Linked DNA regions of Mus musculus: region 2 is linked to region 1. The links are chromatin loops, found by intact Hi-C in ENCODE. Cell type or tissue: left cerebral cortex. All regions are shown on one strand.

Region 1 (5,000 bases):
ATTTTAGATTTGAAACCCTGGGTTACCTGTGGCTGACTCTGCCCAGGACTCACCCAGGTAGGACTTGGCTGTACTGCCAAGTTCTTCTCTCCTTGGGTCTTTCCTATATGTAGAGATTCTTTGTGGAAATCTTAAGGCAGCATAAGAACAAGGAGCAAGGCTCAAATTCTCAGCTCACAAGATCTCATAATATACTCACAGGTCAAAATGAGTGACATGGTCAGCATGGGAGGAGCCATCTGAGAGTGAGCATTCTTCCTTCAGGTCAGCAGAGAGGTTGTGAGGATGGCCCTTGACCTTTGGAAATCTGCAACTCTAACTTGTGAATGAAGGCCTTTTCACTAAGGTGCAAACAAGTACTTACCAAAGGCAAAGAAAGTTTGGAGTCACCTGGTAAGGGGCTGTTTCTCCAATACCCCATAAAAACACAACAGCCTTGGGAAGTTATATCCTGGACCCTGAGGCTTACAGATTTCATATGGAGCTGCATATGGTCCCCCTCTGCCCTAGATGGAGGACATCTGTGTGTGTCTCACTCACCAGAGCTCACACGTGAGGACAAGAACTTTGCTCACACAATTGTTTCTCTAACTCTAGGGCTCACAATACTAAAGAGATGATCCCTGTGTGCTTGCTATCTACACTGTGCCTTTATGAAACGGTCTGGTGCTCTAGAGATTGCCGCATAGACTGGGCCATTCCTTCTTACATGACCGGTCACAGAAGCTCTGGAGACAACCAGGTCAACAGTCTCAGCTCTTAACAAATCAGTGTGTTACCAGGACTCAGGGGAGGAGGGACTGAGACAGCTGTTTCCAAGGTTGACCTTGCTGGTCAGTGACTGAGCCACCACCTGTGGTGTTAAGGTTGTCCCCAGTGGGGGGAAAATAGCCTTCCTAGGAGCTGGAGAGAGCACAGAAGAACACTTGCTACTCCCCCAGGGGGCTTGAGTTTCACTCCCAGCACCCACAAGTGGCTCACAACCTCCTATAACTGCAATTCCAGGGGATCCAATGCCTCAAACAAAATTAACCTTAAAAAATAGCCTTTATTTCTTTCTGTGCGTATCCTCAAGTGCCTGAAGATGTGGAAATCAACTGTCTCTCCTCCATGGTTTGCTGTCTTGTTTTCTTGAGACAGGGTTTCCCACGGAACCTAGACCTCAGCCTTTGGCTAGGCTGGCTGGCCAGGGATCTGAATGTCTCCCCTAGGATTACACACACACACACACACACACACACACACACACACACACACACACACACACTCTCTCTCTCTCTCTCTCTCTCCCTCTCTCTCTCTCTCTCTCTCGATGTTATACCTAGGTTTTATGGGGGTGCAGGGATCTGAACTTAGGTGCTAACGCTTGGGTGGTAGGTACTTTACTGAGTCATCTCGTTAGATCCCCAGTAGTCTTCTTACATGTGTATTTTCGCCCTGCACTGGAAGAGTAACAATACGAATGAGTACCAGGCAGGGCTATGCTAAGCGCTGTATATGATCTCTGTATATCTTCAAATATAACACCGGCAAGTAGGTTTTTATGACTATACCAGGAAGAAGGTTTTATGACTCTTACGGATGAGTTCATTTTTGGCAAAAGGAGATTAGCTTTCCTAAGACGTCTCAACTTTTAAGAGGTTGATTTAAAACCCAAATGTGTTTGGCTAAAAGTCCTTAATAACATTTAGCTTAGGGCCTTATGGGGCTTTAATACTGATAAGGGACAAGGAGTCCCATTTTATTTATAACAAGCTGAACATTATAAATAAACAAACCCAGGTCAGAACATTCCCTTAGGGGAGGAGATCTGTGATTGTATTTTGTTTCCTCATAAACCCCAGGCACAGGTCACAGAACAAACTACCGCCATTGGACACTAACCTGTTCTCTAACCTGCGCCAGGTATGGATGTACTTAAGGGCTACCTGAACACAGTTCTTCAAGGGTGACCTCGTGGGGAAGCCAGTGCTTCTGGTCACAGTCCGCTTGACAGGGCGGGACCGCCATGTAGAACCTGATACCCATTTTCAAGAACAGGGACCCTAAACCTCCCCTTCTCCCCTCAACAATGGCGGAGGCGCATCTGAGTGCACCTGGCCTGTTAGCAGTGGAGCACGCAAGAAAGCACTTCGCTTTTGCAACCCAGACCGCCACCTGCCATTTACGGGTTCCCTGACACAGGGTGCTTCAGGCCTGGCTGCCTTCTGGGCGTGACCGCACGCGTGCGTCTCCTCCTCCGGCGGGCTAGGCGGCCTGGCCTGCCGGGCGTCCGCAGGGTGCAGGGTGCCGCGTGGCCCGGCCCCGCGTTAGGGTTAGGGAGCAGGATTCGGCTTCCCGGCGGCAGAGGGCGCCTGGAGCCGCGGTCCCGCGCCCCGGAGCCGCCCGCGAGGCGCGAGCAGAGGCGAGGCGGGCGAGCGGCGGCCCCTGCCACGTACCCGGCCGTGCGCGGCGGCGGCAGGTGGGCGCGGGGGCTGCGGGGACCGCGCGGCTCCGAGCGGGGCCTCCGCGTGCTGGTGCTGGGGGCAGGGGCGCCGCGGGTGGAGCGCGCTGGCGGGCGGGACGGCTCTGCGCTCACCGCTGCGCCTTCCGGGCCGGGCCGGGAAAAGTTGGGGCGGCGCGCTGGCCTCGGGGGCCGGGCGGGAAGTGCGGCGCGGGCGGCCGAGGCCCCGCGTGGGAAGGCGGCCCCGCGCGGACACGCGGGGACACGCGCGGCCCGCAGAGGGGCGCGCGTTTGCAGGTGGCGGCGGGTGGCGGAGAACCCAGCGGGGCGGCGGGGACGGGCTGGCCTCTTCCCCGCTGCGGCCCAGGGGCCCGGCCGAGAGTTGGGGGCCCCTCGTGGCGTTCGGGGTCCCCGTGGGGAAGGAGCTGAGCGTGGTTTGCTGCGTCGCGGGCTCCAGGACCACCCCTCCCGGTGCCTCCTCCACCTCACACTGCGGTGCGTTTGTCCTGGGGAAGTTGAGCGGGCCGCGGAGTGGACGGTATGTGCAGGGTGTTTGAAGAGAGTGGGATGGGACCGCATGAAGCACGCACACCCACCCAACCTCTCATTCCCGGCTCAGTGCGAAACTCCCGGCCCCCTAGCGTTTAAGAGATTCTCCGGGCTGGGCCAGCAGCTTCTCAAAGCTGCACAGCACATCTAGGCATAGTGTGTGGCTAGGAGACATGGCCTCTGATTTTCTGTCTGTCGCTGGCCACTTCCCAAACAAGGTTTCAACAGATGCCCGTGCGTTATTAGAACAACCTATGTGGTGCCCCTTGATGAACTTGATGGCCCGTCCCCAATACGCTTAGTATTCAAATCACCTCCATGCCTCCTTGAGTGCAGTGGAGCATAGCTGTGGGCCCAGGCCATGGGCCTCTTGAGTCGTTGCGAGAGTCTAGATGTGTCAGCAGGACATGACCTTGGGTGAGCCCTATGGACCTCAGTGTTCTAATCTGTGCAATAGGAGAAAAAAGCCAGATAATTTACAGAAGGCAGGAGGAGGTTTCCGAGGATAGCCTGAAGTGTAGCCTTGTCTGACGTGCAGTCTCTCATGTGTACAAATGTTTCTACTTGCCCCCAGAAAGAAATTAGGATAGCTTTGAAGAAAACAGGAGCTAAAAAGATTGAACACACAAAGCAAGAAAGTCGTAACTGGTACTAGGTGTACGTTGGAGTGCTGTACTCACGAAGGTAGTGGGTATTATGGGCTACTGGTCTTTGCTATAAAGTCGCTTCTAGAGCTGAGACCATACTGAACATGCCATCCATGGGCATGAATTGCTTCTTATTGTAGCGTTCAAGCCTGGGGTGGTCGCTCAGCTGGCTTGATGGGGCCCTTCCTGAGGGGCATGTCCACATCTCAGTATCCTGTGTAACGGCATCCTTGCTACCTCTTCTGGTCCAGCTATATGTAGTGGGCTGGCTTCCCAATTGCATGTGATGTTTCAAGCTGATTTCTTCCACATTCAAATAGTAAATATGTATGCATGAGGTACGCTTGGGTGCAGCCCACTACAAATAGTTTACATAATAGTGTATGCTTATTCCAGTAAGATGTAGTACTCTATCTTATTCCTCCGTTTCTTCTGGGGCAGCCTCTCACCCGGACTGGGGAAAGTTTTTTGGTCCTGAGGGCAATCGCAGTAATTGGGCTAAGCAGCTCATTAATGATCAAGCTTTAGTTTGTAAGGTGAGGGGGGATTTTCTCTCTCTCTCTCTCTCTCTCTCTCTCTTTCTTAGATTTATTTATTTATTTATTATATGTAAGTACACTGTTGCTATCTTCAGACACACCAGAAGAGGGCATCAGATCACATCACAGATGGTTGTGAGCCACCATGTGGTTGCTGGGATTTGAACTCAGGACCTCTGGAAGAGCAGTCAGTGCTCTTAACCATTGAGCTCTCTCTCCAACCCGAGGGGTGATTTTCTTGCTTTATCATAACTGAATGTTTTTCCCCTGCCCATTTCCATTTTCAGCTTTCAGAACCTACATCAGCTTTGATTTGACCATGTCATTCTCAGTAATCCTTGAAACAATTTTGTTAGTTCCTTGGAAGTGGCAGTAGATGACTATCTCTTCAGTTTAAGATGGTGGTGAAATGATACCTTAAAAACACAGGGCTTCACTAATTCCGTTCAGTCCTTAAAATATCCGTGATGTGTATATGCATGAATGTGACTATACAGAGACGGCTAGATTAGCAAGAACCATGTTTTCAGGACAGTTTCCACTTGAGCCTCTGATGCTCTTTAGGCTGTGTGAAGAAGAGTGGGCTTCAGTTTGCTGGCTTCCGAGGAAGCAAAGCCAAGAGGCACAGTTCTGTGTCACAGCAGTATCTCTGCACTCAGAGAGCCGATCGCAGTGATGGGAAAGGAATTCCTGTTAGTGTACAAGGTTATGACCTCTCACTGAGAACATGAAGACAGGCAACGTGCTCTCTGACCCAGGATGCTGGGCCCTAGGCACTGTAGGGCTCTCTGGACTCAGCCTAGGAAGCAATCCTGGAAGTTT
Region 2 (5,000 bases), 190 kb after region 1:
TTAATAGGAAAAGAAGCAAGGAATGGCAGGCCCAGAACAAATTCCTACTGTGTTGCCAATGGTTTCATTATTAAGATGAAATGGTTCCTCTGTATGTTCATCGTCTGAGCGGCAGACATGCAGCCTCAGTGTTCCCATCCCTGCATCATATCTGGCTGTGTCTCCAGCTACTGCAGAGCAGGTGGCTGCTCATGAGATCAACATTTCTATTCTGTATCATGCTGAGATTTTATTCTGAGCTGTTTCTCTCGGGCGTTCAGAATCCTTTCCTCTAATAATATCAACTAAACAGGCTGTGGCGCAGTGGAGAACCTTGACGAGGAGGTGGTGGCACATTCTCCCTAGAGCATTCAAAGACAGAGAAAACAGAGAAAAGGGGTTGGGGCTCAGTGTGTAATGCTAGTATGTGCATAATGGGGGTGTCATGTGTATGTGTGTATTAGTATACACACACACACATACACACACACACACACACACACACACACACACACACGCGCGCGCGCGCGCGCGCGCGCGCGCGCACATGTACACAAGCACGCATGCTCACATACCAGAGGTTGACATTGGGCTGTCTTCATCTATGACTTTCCCTAGTTTATTTTTTGAAACATGGACTCTTTACTGAGCCCAAAGCTCACTGATTCAGCAAGGATGGCTGACTAGAGGATTCTTGGACATTACAAGTCTTTACATTTTTAAATTCCACCTGTCTCTGTTCATCTAGCACTGGGATTACAGTTAAGTCCAGTTTTACATTGGTTCTGGGGATCTGTATGTAGGTCCCTGTGCTTGCTGAGGACACCGAGCCATCTCTGCTACCTGTAACTGGGGCTCTGAAGGATGCATTTATAGTGTTGGGGGTGTTTTGTGGAGAAAGTGAAGAGATCCGTGAGCTAAAAGTACCAAATATCAGGTATTTTCATAACAGTACTTGGGTTTTTTGTTGGTCAGTTATCAACATAAGAAATATTGAGAATGACACATGTATACAGTAGGTGCCAAGCAAATGGTCTCCAAATGAAAAGGTTAAAAAGAGGCCGACACAGATGTTTGCTGTTATCATACAGGGGCCTTGATAAGTCATAGGATTTGAGAACGCAGAGACTTATGGTGCTTCTTCTTTGTCTACTGCCTTCACAACTAGCTTCAGGTCAAACACTTTAAGACCTCAGAATTGAATTTGAGGGCAGGATGAAAGAGAAAGATGTGATAACTCCCGGATGGGTGCCTCTTAAGGACAGCAGTGCTTTCTAGACTAATGGAGAGCTACGGAATGATTTTTTTTAAAGCTAAAACGCTATCATGGGAGAATTGGAATAGCCCCCAGAAGTCATTTATCATGTCATCTTTCTGGCTGAGGAATACAGAAATCACCAGTTGATGATAAAAATCTTCTATGTTTATACAGGCCTTCCATTCCCAAGGAGATCTCAAAGACACGATCTTCATTAAGTCTCATAGAATGTAAGCATGGTCATGAGCTGTTTGACTTTGGGACCCACCTTGAGATGCACATTGTCTAAATTTTTGTTGTGGTAACATTACATAATACTCTTACACTTCAAATGGTAGAGCCTCTGACATGACACACTTGGTCTCTGTGGCAAAGTCTATACATTGGTCTTTGATATGGATCTTACTGCACTCCTGGTCTTTGAGTAAAATCCACTGTACCTCTGGTCTCTGAGGTAAAGTCCAAGTCACCCCTGGTCTCTGAGGTAAAGTCCACTGCACCTATGATCTCTGAGGTAAAGTCTACTGTATTCCTGTCAAGTCACCCCTGGTCTCTGAGGTAAAGTCCACTGCACCTATGGTCTCTAAGGTAAAGTCTGCTGTATTCCTGTCAAGTCACCCCTTGTCTCTGAGGTAAAGTCCACTGCACCTATGATCTCTGAGGTAAAGTCTGCTGTATTCCTCGTCTCAGAGGTGTTGCTCACTGCACTGGTCTTTGAAGTAAAGTTCGCTACACTCTTGATCTGTGTAGTGCAGACCATTACTTCCAGGCTACAAACCTGGTTTGTATGCTATTGTGTAGACTATAAGCCATGTCAAGTATTTGTGTATCTAAACATATTAAACATAGAAATGAAAGTCACAAGGGTAGCTATTTTTTAGCTCCATTATGATGGTAATGGAGCACAACCTATTGGTTGTTGTTGATTAAAATGTCATTATGTGGTGCATGACCATTTTCTGAGACTCAAAGTAAGTTCTGAATTTCTAAATTCTTATCACCTTGCAGCTTGGTTACTTGAAGACAGAAACACAGAAGTATCTTGGAAAGCGTCCTCTCAAAGACACACATCTGTTTATTATAGGAAGGGTTTGCAGGGCCAGCTGGTGCTTGCTTTTTTGAAGCTGCCAATCAGCCAGTGTTCTTTTGGAAATCTTTTCCCCTCTCTTCCCATACAAGAAGAATCACAGAGGTGCTCGGGTGGAGAGATTGAGCAGAGGGGCTAACCTTGGAGTGGCCTGACCTGGAGGTGTCTTTCCAGGGACAGGGGAGGGCAGGGCACCTGTGTACTCTGGGCCTCACTTAGCAGTGAGACACTCCTGGTGGGCAGTTTTGAGATGAGAGGTGCAGCAGGCAGGGCAGAGCAATACTGGAGACAGGTGCTGGTATAATCTGGGCAGCACAATGGCCCAACTGGCAAGGACAGCTCGCAGCTCCCCTGTAAAGGAGACAGTGGGAGGGCTGCAGGCCTTTCCTTCTCACTTCCCCAGGGGTACTTGCCATAGAACTTTGGTATGGCCTTTAGGAGCCAAAAGCTTGGTAAACTGATATTTTTCTTTGGTTTAGAAAAATACAGACAGTGTGTGTGTGTGTGTGTGTGTGTGTGCGTGTGTGTGTGCTGCAGGCACTATGGAACCCTCATTCCCCTTCATTCAGTAGCGTTTATGAGCTTCCTACCATAAGCACAACTTTAATGATGGATGCTGGGGATGTGATTCGGGACTGGACAGAAGCCCCTCCTGTCAGAGCATCTTGTTCCATCTGGAAGGAAATGAAAAAGCGAATCAAGGAACAATAACATAAGAGAGACACACAGGAAAAAAAAAAAAAGAGAGACACACAGGGAACTGAGGTGCCACAGAACAGGGTCATACAACCCGACTGAAGGGCCAGAGCCAGCAATTAGGATGGAAGCCACGTTTAAGATGAGATTTGAAGACTTTGTCTTGCTTTATGTGACCCTCCATTTCCACCACTGCAGCACTCAGTGCTGACTGCAGTAACAAGTCACCTCTCTTTGACTGGGCATTTAAACCCCAGGTCCTGGGGCAGAATATAAATTATTAAAACCAAAGATAAATCTTGTATCCCCCTGTACCTGAGCTTTTATGTATAGTAGGTTATAAAGTGACACACACACACACACTAGTCTGAAGAACTGGGAACAGAGTCCTTCAGAAACACCAGCATTCACTCACAGCAGGCCCAGCATCAGCAGGCCATGTTGAGCATCTTTGCAGTCCTGCAGGTACCAGCAGCTGCTAATTAAGGCCACACTGCCACCATGAGGACAGTCTGCCTAGTGTCTGTCAGGATTAGGATCCTTGAGACCCAAGCCTGCTTGGAAGCCCAGCTTCCTGCTGGAGAGAGTAGTGACTGTGTAGAAGGGAAAGGCTTACCTACTCCAGGGGCCCCTCCCTCTGGCTGTCCCAGCCTCATCCAGGCAAGGGCAGAGGGTCTTTTTGTAAGTGTGCATGTACAGTACAGACCAGGGAGTCAGGCAGAAGAAGGCACATTCCCTCTCTCTGCACTGCAAGGCTGTCTTCTCTTGGACTCCTGCTGGCCCACCCCTCCCACCTCCCACCGCAGGCTTGCATAGCTGACTTTGACACACTGTTGAAATCAAAGAATGCCATGTGATGAATTGGCAGACTTCAAAGCTCTGCTGTATACTCGAAACACACTATCCCTAAATCTTATGTCTGGAAAGAGGCATTTTCCCAGTGTAAAAGCAAACGGAAGCATACACATTCAGTGTTGGGAGTAAGGGTGTGTGCAGCAACTTGCAAACTATGTTTTGTGGATTTTAGGATCAGCCAAGCAAGTGTAGAGTCTTCCAGAAATGGAGTTTCCTGTTGGGAAAATTAAAGAGGTTTATAGAATGTGGGATTAAGAAAGGACTTTTTATGGACTGGAGCACCAAAACAAAACAAAACAAAACAAAACAAAAAAAAACACTTGCTCTTGAATCAGCTGAGTCCCCAGGCTTGGCGGCCCAAGTCTCTCTCTCTCTCTCTCTCTCTCTCTCTGTGTGTGTGTGTGTGTGTGTGTGTGTGTGTGTGTGTGTGTGTGTGTCTGTAGAGCTTCTGCATGGCCACTTAGGAGGCCTTAGAGGGTGGGCAGAATTTTTGGTAGACGCCATGCCATCACCATGGACAAGGGTGACCCCAACAAGCCACGGGGCAAAATGTCCTCGTATGCCTTCTTCGTGCAGACCTGCTGGGAGGAGCACAAGAAGAAGCATCCCGATTCGTCGGTTAACTTCGCTGAGTTCTCCAAGAAATGCTTCGAGAGATGGAAGACCATGTCTGCAAACGAAAAGTCGAAGTTTGAAGATTTGGCCAAGAGCGACAAAGCTGGTTATGACAGGGAGATGAAGAACAATGTTCCTCCCAAAGGTGATAAGACAGGAAAGAAAAAAGATCCAAATGTTTTGAAGAGACTGCCATCTGCCTTCTTTATGTTTTGCTCTGAACATTGCCCAAAAATCAAAAGTGAACACCCTTGCCTGTCTATTGGAGATACTGCAAAGAAACTGGGTATGATGTGGTCTGAACAATTTGCCAAAGATAAACAACTGAATGAGCAGAAAGTAGCTAAACTAAAGGAGACATGTGAAAAGGATATTGCTGCATACCATGGCGAGGGCAAAAGTGAAACAGGAAAGAAGGGTTCTGGTAGGCCAGTGGGCTCAAAGAAGAAGACTGGAGGAAGAGGAGGAGGAGGAAGAGAAGGAGGAGGAGGAAGATGATGAAGAGGGAGA

The links. A loop is a pair of places that touch in the nucleus more often than their neighbours do. Peaks named below come from ENCODE experiments on the same cell type or tissue, not always from the same donor. Only the 100,000 strongest peaks of a DNase experiment are listed, where the experiment ranks them.
Region 2: it touches region 1 in a loop (15-fold over the local background); 23 of 42 quality-filtered maps call a loop at or near these places.

What each region holds. Positions count from the first base shown.
Region 1 is chr9:15,491,169-15,496,168 of GRCm38, forward strand. Smco4 (single-pass membrane protein with coiled-coil domains 4) reads left to right here and starts at 2,264. Exons shown (of 3, transcript NM_001359604.1): 1 at 2,264-2,461. In left cerebral cortex, CTCF peaks have their summits at 2,315, 3,091 and 4,294 (motif pointing right); DNase peaks (open chromatin) are centred at 2,255 and 3,071; H3K4me3 peaks cover 1,568 bases; H3K27ac peaks cover 296 bases.
Region 2 is chr9:15,678,514-15,683,513 of GRCm38, forward strand. It overlaps the pseudogene Gm5119. Among named protein-coding and RNA genes, the nearest start is that of Gm35225, 9.8 kb to the left of the region's middle. In left cerebral cortex, a CTCF peak has its summit at 3,518 (motif pointing left); a DNase peak (open chromatin) is centred at 3,521.